2 separate regions of the Mus musculus genome follow, and region 2 is linked to region 1. A link is a loop called in an ENCODE intact Hi-C map of the cell type or tissue named here. Cell type or tissue: left cerebral cortex. All regions are shown on one strand. Each heading gives the region's core, and the rest is flanking DNA. Links, peaks and the distances in the headings are about the cores only.

Region 1 (5,380 bases), core at 184-5,183:
AAGAGGTCATCAACGAAGCACAAGACAAACCTGAATTGTCACATACTCATGGGTAAGATGGAAAACTGACCCAATCCATTTAAGGGACAGGGTCTTTAAAAAATGAAATTACAATAGCTATAAATTAGAATCGATCTAGATGTCCATCTCTAGATAAATAAATTATGGAATACTCATACAAAGCATTAACTGGTGCTGGCAGGCAGGTACATGGCCAGTCTGGCTGCTTGTTGTTTGGCCAGGACAGGCTAAGAAACAGCAGGATAGGCACAGAGCTGCACCTCAGTAACCATGCCCACCATAGAGTGTTCAAGCAAAGTCTAGGATAGTGAACATGGTGGAGCTATTTAAGGACAAGAGGGTGTGCTCTGGAGTTGCTGGGACATTTAGCTGGGACTGTTCTAAGACTCACTTTCCTGGGTTTGTGGAGCAAGCCGAGGCTCTGAGAGCTAAGGGTATGTAGATACTGACATATCTGAGTGTTCAATATGTCTTTGTGACCAAAAAGTTTGATCAAACCCACAAAGCTGAATGGAAAACTCTTGGCTGATACCACTGGGGCCTTTGGGAAGACAGATTTATTACTAAGTGATTCTTTGGTTTCCCTCTTTGGGAATCGCTGGCTCACAAGGTTTTCTGTGGTGATGGAGGAGAGCCAAAAGCTGGATGACACAGGCCTAGCCTGTAGTCTGGTCCCCAACCTCTCGAAGCTTAGAGGCTGTGGTCAGATGAAAGCTCCCTGTCCTTCCTGCCTGCCCTACTCACCCCTGCACCAAGAAACCAGCACAGGGCTGGAGGGATGGCTCAGTGAGTAAGCACCAACTGCTCTTCCCAAGTTCCAGAATTCAAATCCCAGCAACCACATGGTGGCTCACAACCATCCGTAACGAGATCTGATGCCCTCTTCTGGAGTGTCTGAAGACAGCTACAGTGTACTTACATATAATCAATAAATAAATCTTAAAAAGAAAGAAAGAAAGAAAGAAAGAAAGAAAGAAAGAAAGAAAGAAAGAAAGGAAGGAAGAAAGGAAGAAAGGAAGAAAGAAGGAAAGAAAGAAGGAAAGAAAGAAAGAAAGAAAGAAAGAAAGAAAGAAAGAAAGAAAGAAAGAAAGAAAGAAACCCAGCACTGCCTCAGCTGGGACCTCTTTAACCATATTTCTGGAATAAGCTGTCTGGTTCATGAAAAAACTACGTAACATACTGCTGATACATATGCATAAGCTGATACATATGCATGAGCTGATACATATGCATGAGCTGATACATATGCACGACGCACCGGAACACCCTGCAATCCCAACGCTTGGGTACAGAGGAGGATCAGGAAGTCACAGTAAGTAACTAAAGTGACCCTCAGTAATACGGGGAGCCAAGGCCAGCCTGAAATGTATGAATGACCCTTTCTCAAAAAAACTCGATTAAATAAAAGAGGGCACTGAAGAAATGGCTCAGCAATTACATGTCTCTGCTCTTCTGGAGGACCAGAGTTTGGTTCCCAACTCTGTCCGGCAGTTCACAACAACCTGTAGCTCTAGCTCATGGGGATCTGACGCCCTCTTCTGGCCTCCTCAGGTCCTTCACTCATGTACAAAGACACAAACACACAATTAAGATTTTTTTTTTAAAAAAATTCCATCAGGGCTAGTAAGACATCTCAGTGGGTAAAAGCGCCTGCTGGCAAGTCTGACGATCTGGGTTCCAATCTGGGTTCCATTCCCGGGACCACACAGGATAGAACTGACTCCAGAAAAGTTGTCCTTTGATCTGCACAATGAATGCAGTTTTACAAAAACTGGATTTAATCAACTTCATTTGATTAACTGGATTTTATTAAAACAAAGTAACACTCGCCAGGGGGGAGCGGCACATATCTTTAATCCCAGCCTTCAGCAGGCAGAGACAGGTGGACTAAGTTAGAGGTTTCTGTTCTACAGAGTGAGTTCCAAGATAGCCAGAGCTACAAAGAGAGATTGATTGATTGATCAAAAATGATAGATAGATAGATAGATAGATAAACATTTATCTTATTTCATTTGATTTCTTAGCACAGGGTCTCATGTATTCCATGCTGGTCTGAAACTTAGATATGGCTGAGGATAGCATTTTAACTCCTGACCCTTCTGCTTCCACCTAAGTGTTCAGACTATAGGTGTGTACACATATAATAAACTCACAAACAAAAAAGATAAAACAGGAGCTGCAGGGGTCGTTCAGCAATTAAGATCAGAGGTCTAGGCACGGTTCAGTTCTCAGCACCCAACGAGGGCTCACAACTATCTTAAAACCTTCAGTTCCAAGGGACCCGACACCCTCTTTTGGACTGCAGGCACCACACATGCACATGCTCATACATGTAGGCAAACTCATACACAGAGAATAAAAATAAGCAAATCTCTAAAAACTACATAATGAAACCTAAAAGTGAAATTAAAAAGTATAAACAGATTTTCTTTTTTAAGTGGAAACGGATAGGGGTATAACTTGCCTAATAGTCTAGCCCGACACAAAAAAAATACAGGTCCATCGTCCTTGCACATAAGAATATATTGCAAACTTATTCCCATCTTTCGCTCTGCCTGCATTAGCAGCGCGTGGCTTGGGGCTCAGCAGGAACAATGAAGGAGCCTAAGGTACCCAGCATACACCCTGAGGTGACAATGTTCCAGACATAATTAAGTGTAGTACGTAAATGTCACCTATTTTTCGGCTGTTTTATGGCGTCCTCTGGAACACTGTAAAGTCCCACGTGCTGAGGCGTACCGGCACGACCATCCGACCGACGAAAAGTGGCCTCGAACCGCCGGGCACCCGGAGCTCAAGCTCCGCAGCCTGTGGGCGGGGCCGGACGCGCCTATGGGCGGGAACTCCACCAGACGCCCCAAAGCGCCGGGAGGTGTGCACGCTGAGAAGGCGTGGCTAATCCCGGAAGGGGCGTGAACGCGCCAAGGGTTTCCACAGCCTTCTCAAGAGACCGCCTACCACCGCTGGGCGCCAGCGATTTTCCTGAGAAGGAATATTTTCCTTGGCTCCACCCCAAGCCCCGCCTCTGGACCATGGGACAAGAGCAGAGACCGGAAGGAGGCAGAGCCTCGGTCCCGCCAGAAACAGCCTAGGCCCATAGCTCCCTCTGTTGATGCTCTGGGAAGTTGCATTGGAGCTAGTCCTGCCGACCACCTCACACCTAAGGAAGATTACGCATAAACTGCCTAAAGACATAATACTCAGATGGCTACCCATTGTACGACTATTTACATAACATTTTGCAAAAACCAGAACTATAACAGAAACATACCAGGGAAACAACAGAGGCTGGGGGAACACTGAGAAGGTTGCTACTCAATAAAACCAGAACTACACACAATCAAGTGTGAATTTCAGTGACTGCAATCTCAAACTGTTTTGTCCGGGTTCTTCTTTGCTTTCGGGAGTCTTTTGTTTTGGGGCTGTTTGGTTGGTTGTTTGGTTTGGTTTGGGTTGTTTGTTTGTTTGTTTTGCGCTCAGGATCGCACTGAGTAGTCCTGCCCAACCTTGAAATCCCTACCAAGCTTACCCAAACCACCTGCCTCCTGAGTGCTGCTGGAATTTTCCAGTGTGCCACAGTACACACGTGGAGGTCAGAGGACCACTCCCAGGAGTCAATTCTCTCTTCCTACCATGTGGGTCCTGCATCAAACTCAGGTAGAGGGTGGTAGCAGGCACCATCACCTTTAAGTCATTTTGCCCGCCCCCACTATTTTGTTTTCAATACTAACGTGAGATTGGTGGCTACATGGGATGACATGGGATAGGGAGGAAGAGTCATGAAAAGTGACTGCTTTGTGACAAGCAGCTCATTTGGAAGTTGTGGAGATATTTTCTTTTTTTAAAAAATAATTATTTTATTTATATGAGTACACTGTAGCTGTCTTCAGACACACCAGATCCATCACAGATGGCTGTGAGGCACCACGTGCTTGCTGGCAATTGAACTCAGTCAGTGCTCTTAACCGCTTAGTCTTTTCTTCAGCTCCTGAGATATTTTCGAATTGGATGAGCTTATCAACATTGTGAATGGATCAGGTGCAGCAATAAAATGACAAATTGTATGCCTTGCAGACTTCTAATGCTTAAGATCGTTCCCACCATTTTACTGAGTGCATGTGCAGGCTGGAGATGGAAACTGGCTTTTCTGCTCTGACCTCCGTCCCATACAGCCTGAGCATCTGAGACGTGGGCCATGTCGTATACAGTGAGCTGTAGTCACAGGAAGACTAAGAAGCTTGATGGACTCTCTGCTGCTTGAACTAACAGAACTTACAATTTCCAGAAAAGGAAACAGGTTCAGAGGAAGTGAGTGTCTGGTTGAGCACTGGCTGCCATGGCCAGAGACCAAGCCTGAGTACTTACAGGCATTTCATGGAGATGTCCCCTTTCCAAATGCAGACTCCTCCAGACCCAGCCCGAGTAACACCATCTTTTAGCCAGCTCCACATAGCTATTCTGTGTGTCATGCCACGGCATAACAAAGCCAGGCTCCCCATGGTCAGTGTTTGCTGAGATCTTCGTACACTCCCAGCCTCCATTAGGAACAAGGGCTGAGTTCACATAAGCACTTTCCTGCAGTGTTTTATCTGAACCTATAGTCACCTCCACTGCTTAACTGCTGCACACTGCTCTAAAGCCAGGTCTGAATTAATTCAGCTGTGTGTGGGCTAAGAACCATAATAAATGGGTGTTTGCATGGAGGACAAACTTGAGGGCAACAGCCATCCTCGACTGTCCACTGCTGTTAAGGTCAGTTATTCATAGCACACTGGGTTGTTGGTACCATCCAACAGTTTTGGAAACAGGATACAACTCACAAATTTCTAGGGGAATTTGAAACCTGGAGGAAGAGCTCAGGCTCCCACAGGTACACACAGGCTCCCACAAGCTCCCACACAGGCTCCCACAGGTACACACAGGCTCCCACAGGTACACACAGGCTCCCACACAGGCTCCCACAGGCACACACAGGCTCCCACAGGTACACACAGGCTCCCACAAGCTCCCACACAGGCTCCCACAGGCACACACAGGCTCCCACAGGCACACACAGGCTCCCACAGGCACACACAGGCTCCCACAGGCACACGCAGGCTCCCACAGGCACACACAGGCTCCCACAGGCACACACAGGCTCCCACAGGCACACACAGGCTCCCACAGGCACACGCAGGCTCCCACAGGCACACACAGGCTCCCACAGGCACACACAGGCTCCCACAGGCACACACAGGCTCCCACAGGCACACACAGGCACACATAGGCTCCCACAGGTACACACAGGCTCCCACAGGCACACATAGGCTCCCACAGGTACACACAGGCTCATCAGTCTACCAGGACCTGTGAGCATCTG
Region 2 (5,380 bases), core at 275-5,274, 52 kb before region 1:
TGTGAGCAAGCAAGGTGTCTTGGAAAGGACCTTGGAAAACACCTTGGAAAACACCACAAAGATAGGTTTGCTAGGCTCCTGCCTTCTCCTCTCACTTTTTAATTGTGCCAAATACACAGAACATAACATTTACCATTTTGATCATCTTTAAACCGATTGTCCAGAGCATTAAGTATATTCACGTTATCACGAGCCAGTTATCCTCACTCTCCATTTCCAGAACCTTATCATCTTCCCACACTGAAACTGTCTCCACTAAGTAGCACCCCCCACCCCCTCCCCTGGCAACATCCCCCATCCCCACCCCCTCCCCTGGCAACATCCCCCATCCCCACCCCCTCCCCTGGCAACATCTACTCTCTTTCTGTCTCTGAGTTTTGCACCTCATATGAGTAGAATCAAACCACATCAGCTTTACTGCTTGGCTTGTTTTGTTTAGCATATTGTTTTCAAGGTTTATCCTTGACAAGGATGTTTCTGATGTGTTGTGACAGCGGGCATGGTTCACTCCTCTGTGTGTGTGTGTGTGTGTGTGTGTGTGTATGTGTGTGTGTGTGTTGCATAGCACAGGGGTGGAAGTCGGAGGACAGACAACCGTGGGTATCCTCAGTGTCACTGCCGCTAAGCTTTCAGGGGTGCCCCGATCTCCCTATAGAAGTTCTGCAATCTCAGACGCATGTGCTGCCACACCTGCCTTTTCTATGGGGACCTGGGGACCTGACTGCCAGCCCCCTCCTTTCCATTGTGTGCTCAGACTACTTCATCCAGCCATGGACCCTTGAGGTGTTTCTACTTTGGGCTTTTATGACTAGTGCTGCCATGGGGGTGACAAAGCTTCCGGTTCTTACATGTTATCTCCACTAATATTATAAAGGCATACAATAATTTCTCATCTGCTTTCACAATTTATACCCCCCCCCGTGTTCACCTGTATAAAGTTGGTATCGAGTATCTTCTAACCCAAGGAGGTAGTTTATCATGGTGGATTTGCCAACACTCCACGGTCCCAGGAACAGCACCATTGGCTTGGAAGTAATCTCCCCGTCTGCAGGAATCAGAAACAGACGTGACCTAACATCAGTTCTTACTTGACAGGCACAGCACTGTTCTCCAAAGCACTCTGCATCCCCCTGTCCCCCCACTGTCATCCAGAGCTTGTGGGGTTCTGTGTGGATCAAACTGTGTCAGGGGCTTTATAAGAGCATTCACTCCAAAGACACCAGGAGCCATTGTTTTGACCTTTTCCAGATCTTTGGCCTGCACCAGAAGGAGGAGTTGGCTGGATTGCAGGCTTGGTGCTCACGCTGGGAACAGTCTCCTGGCTTAATCTAGAGAATGTCTCACAAAAAGGACAAAACTTCTGCATTTCGAAGATTGAAGTTTGCTACCTGAATCAACAGTAAGAAAGGACATGGGAGAAGCATAGACAAGGTTGAGCCATCCGAGCTCCAGGCTCTGCCCATCTGCAGCTTGCAGCTCTCCTTATCTCTTCACTGGGGCTCTTCACATCCTCCCCTCAAGCTCAGATTAGTCTTAGTCCATGACAAGTCTTCCAGGGTCTGAAACCAAACACTGAAAACTGGGAATCCTTAGATTCTTGGTCCCTGAGGCCAAGGTCCTCTAAGACACCCTGCTAGGAATCACACCCTGCCAAGGCTACTGGAGAGGGGTATGAGAGAGAGAAGCAGAATTCTCTAGTGTCTTCAAAAGAAAGATGGTGGTTTAGGAGGGTGCTCACTAGCAGAGCATTTACATAGTATGTGCGAGGCCCTGGGTTCAGTCCCCACTACTGCAAAAATAGAAAACAAAACCAAATCTGGGCAAAGAAGCAGGTAGAGGCTGTAGACAGAGATGCTGTTTCTTATTGCTGCTTTCTGGTCCTCTAACTTCTTTTCTGAACTAGCTGCACTGAGCACCTGTGCTCTCCAGACTTTTGTCTTCCTGAGCCTGCAGACAGACCTCAAAATACAGTCTTCTTTCTTAAACTTTTTTTAAATTTATTTCTTATAATTTTGTATACTGTCCTGACTCAAAAGTCTGAAGTACAAAAAGCCCCAGTCTGTCTAGGCCACAATACACTCTCTATTAGGTAACTAATGCTGGGCCAGTTGGGGTGGGTTTTTTTTTTTTTTTTCTATTTTCTTTTGAGAGGACGTTATATTTCCCAGGATGTTCTCAAAGTCCTGGGCTCAAGAATCAAGTGATTCTCTTGCCTCAGCCTCCAGGGTAGCTGGGCCTATCTATATTTGTGTACCACTACCCTGGACACTAATGCTAATTTCTGGCATTTTTCAGCTGCCTTACTGTGTATACACTGTGTTGTATACCAGTGTTGTACATTCATTTTTGTATAGCATGAATCCCTTCTGCACCTGGCTTTTGGATATACTGGTTTTGTTCCTTTGGGAGTAAAGCAAAGTCCTAAAAGATGATGGCTTCTGTATGGTGAGCACAAGTCGTGGGCTGGCCCTTCCCTCTTGTGTGTAAGCACACATGAGAGGCACTCAGCCTGGGAACACGGCGATTAGGCATCTCAAGAGAGTTATGCCAGTTATGGATTTTTCCAAAAAGCCAGCGCTGGTTATGTGAGACAGAGCTTCGAGTGTTGCTGTTCCAATTCTGCACAGCAGGGGGCATTGTGGGCATATGTGGGAGACCAGCAATAAGCTTGAAGGATAGGGGGCATGCAGGAAGCTGGCAGGACATTAGGACAGAGAAGCCAAGTCCAGAAAGGGAAGCCAGAAGAGAGCCAATTGGCCTTTGCTGAGAGCCAATCCAGGGGCAGCTGGCAGCCTCTTGGCCACTGAGGCTTTAAGTTTGGAGTTTCCCTGGGAGGGTCATGCCACTCTTGGTGTCAGAGTAGGGAGACAAGTACAGAGGACAGAAGAAAGCCAGCCACTGTTCTGTGACCTCACACCAGGCCTGCACGCGCTCGAAGAAGCAGGAGCGGCGGGCGGCGGGCTCTTAGGCCTGTAAGAATGGTATAGGAACCGACAGCACAGGGCATTCATCCCCTGGGGAAAGGAATGGGGCCGGGGTCCTGACAGTGGCCAGGGCAACCAGCACTGCCTGGCATTAGATTCCTGTTCTGTAGAGTAGGAACAAATGTGCCCTCAGATACACAGCTACTCAATAGGCATTAGGCTAATATGGAAATTGCCAGGTAACACAGGAAGAGATTTGTCATGTGATTTACAATTAAAACAAGGGCTGGGGTTATAGCTCTGTAGTAGAGCACTTGCCTAGGATGCTCAGGGCCCTGGGTTCCATCCCCAGAACTGAAAAGAAAAAAATAACAATTATGAAAGCTTTAAACCAGGAGTTAGAGTAGCTGTGGATATAGCTCAGTGGCAGGGCACCTGCTTAGCATATCTAAAGTCTGGGGTTGTGTCCCCAGCACTGAAAAATGAGTCACACTTTTAAAGATGGCAAACCATGGTGGAACAAGAATTCTCTGGTATGTTCTTGTGAATACAGATTGGAGTATTTCAAGGCAATTTTCTAACAATGATTAAAATACTTAATTCTAGTGTTCTATAATAATTTTTAAACATGTATTTGTGGGGCCGGGGTATGCCAGAAGATAAATTACGGGAGTTGGTTCTCTTTTCTTACCATACAGGTCCAGGGATTGAATTAAGGCTGTCTGGGCTGCAGGTACATTTGCCTACTATGCCATCTTGTCAACCCCTTTGCTGTACTATTTTAAGGACAAACAAGCAAGCAAAACATGTCTTACAAATATCTGTACACAAAATATATGAATTATGCTAGTGTTTGGAATGGTTTAATTTCATTTTGTTTAGATAGCATCCCACTCTAAAGCCTATGGTGGCCTGAAATTCATTCTGTAGCCCAGGCTGGCTCTAAATCCTTAGTCATTCTATTGCCTCAGCCTTACAAGTGCTGAGACTACAGGCATAGCCAGCATGCCCAGCTTTGGAACATATGTATGTATGTATGTATGTATGTATGTATGTATTGGGGGTGCACAGCTTGGTGTGTGTATCGAGGCCAGAAGGGCCTTGTGGGGCCTGATTCTCTCCCACCGTGTGGCGTTCAGGAACTGAACTCACGCTTAGATGCAAGTGCTTCTACTTGCTGAGCCCCCTCGCTAGCCCTACTCGTTTGTTTGTTGTCGTTTTCAAGATAAGGTTTCTCTGTGTAGCCCTGGCCGTCCTGGAAGTCACTCTGTGGACCAGGATGGCCTTGAACTCACAGAGATCCACCTGCCTCTGCCTCCTGAGTGCTGGGATTAAAGGTGTGTGCTATCACACCTAGCTTTTCTGCCCCCTCCCCCAAAACCAAAACATTTGTTTTTTTTTTTTTTCTTTTTGAGCTCTGGCTGCCATCGTCTCACTATGTAGAGCAGGCTGGCTTCAAACTCACAGATATTTGCCTTTATATTTTAAAATTTAGAAAGTGTACAGCACCTATTGTGCCTCAGAAATTAGATTCTGGTTGTATAGAACGTGGTGTATTCTTAGAAGACAGGCAAGAAGCTTCAATAAAGAATAATGGTGAGTCATGCATGCATGCACATACATCTATATGTATACACACACATGTACATACATATACATATGCACACTTGGTATAATATGATCCCATGTATGTAAGAAGAAAGAGACATTCCTATATTCATAGATATAGAAGAAATGTCTAGAAGAATCTATTACATCCTATAGTTTTGAGCCCTCAAACAAACTGTGGGTGTCTCTGGGAGTGGAACTGGATAAATTGGAGATTAAGAAACAAATTGTGTGTGGGAGGGGGCAACATGGTGTGATGGTGTATTTTGGGGACAGGGCCTTGCCATGTAGTAGCCCAGAACTCACTGTGTAGCCTAATCTGTCCGCACAGTTACAACTCTCCTGCCTGTGCCTCCCAAAATCTAGGATTACAGCTCTACACCGTCATGCCAGGCTTTATTATTCAATTTATATTTTTATATTATTTGAATACAGTTGAAACAAGTATGTTTTTTGTTTTTTGTTTTTGGTTTTGGTTTTTTTTCGAGACAGGGTTTCTCTGTATAGCCCTGACTGTCCTAGAACTCACTGTGTAGACCAGGCTGGCCTCAAACTCAGAAATCCGCCTGTCTCTTCCTCCCAAGTGCTGGGATTAAAGGCGTGCGCCGCCGCCACCACCACCATCTGGCAACAAGTATGTTTTACTTTACTATTTTAAAACCAAGCTTTAAAAGAATCCAGACCTTGTCTGGGTGCAGTAGCACACACCAGTAAACCCAGCTCTCAGAAGCCAAGGCAGGAGGTTCTAAGGTTTAGGAAATTCAAGGCCAGCCTGAGCTACATGGTGACACTCTGCCTCAAAAATTATCATCATCTTCATCGTCGTCGTCATCATCACCACCACCATC

What was found. A loop is a pair of places that touch in the nucleus more often than their neighbours do. Peaks named below come from ENCODE experiments on the same cell type or tissue, not always from the same donor. Only the 100,000 strongest peaks of a DNase experiment are listed, where the experiment ranks them.
Region 2: it touches region 1 in a loop (6-fold over the local background); 27 of 42 quality-filtered maps call a loop at or near these places.

The regions. Positions count from the first base shown.
Region 1 is chr16:4,538,984-4,544,363 of GRCm38, forward strand. It overlaps a transcript of Srl not described here. Among named protein-coding and RNA genes, the nearest start is that of Tfap4, 18 kb to the right of the region's middle. In left cerebral cortex, for the core only: CTCF peaks have their summits at 869 (motif pointing left), 1,550 (motif pointing left) and 3,107; DNase peaks (open chromatin) are centred at 1,325 and 2,986; H3K4me3 peaks cover 1,241 bases; H3K27ac peaks cover 887 bases.
Region 2 is chr16:4,486,565-4,491,944 of GRCm38, forward strand. Srl (sarcalumenin) reads right to left here. Exons shown (of 7, transcript NM_175347.6): 5 at 929-1,045. Among named protein-coding and RNA genes, the nearest start is that of Srl, 34 kb to the right of the region's middle. In left cerebral cortex, for the core only: a CTCF peak has its summit at 2,638 (motif pointing right); DNase peaks (open chromatin) are centred at 2,647 and 5,178; H3K27ac peaks cover 457 bases.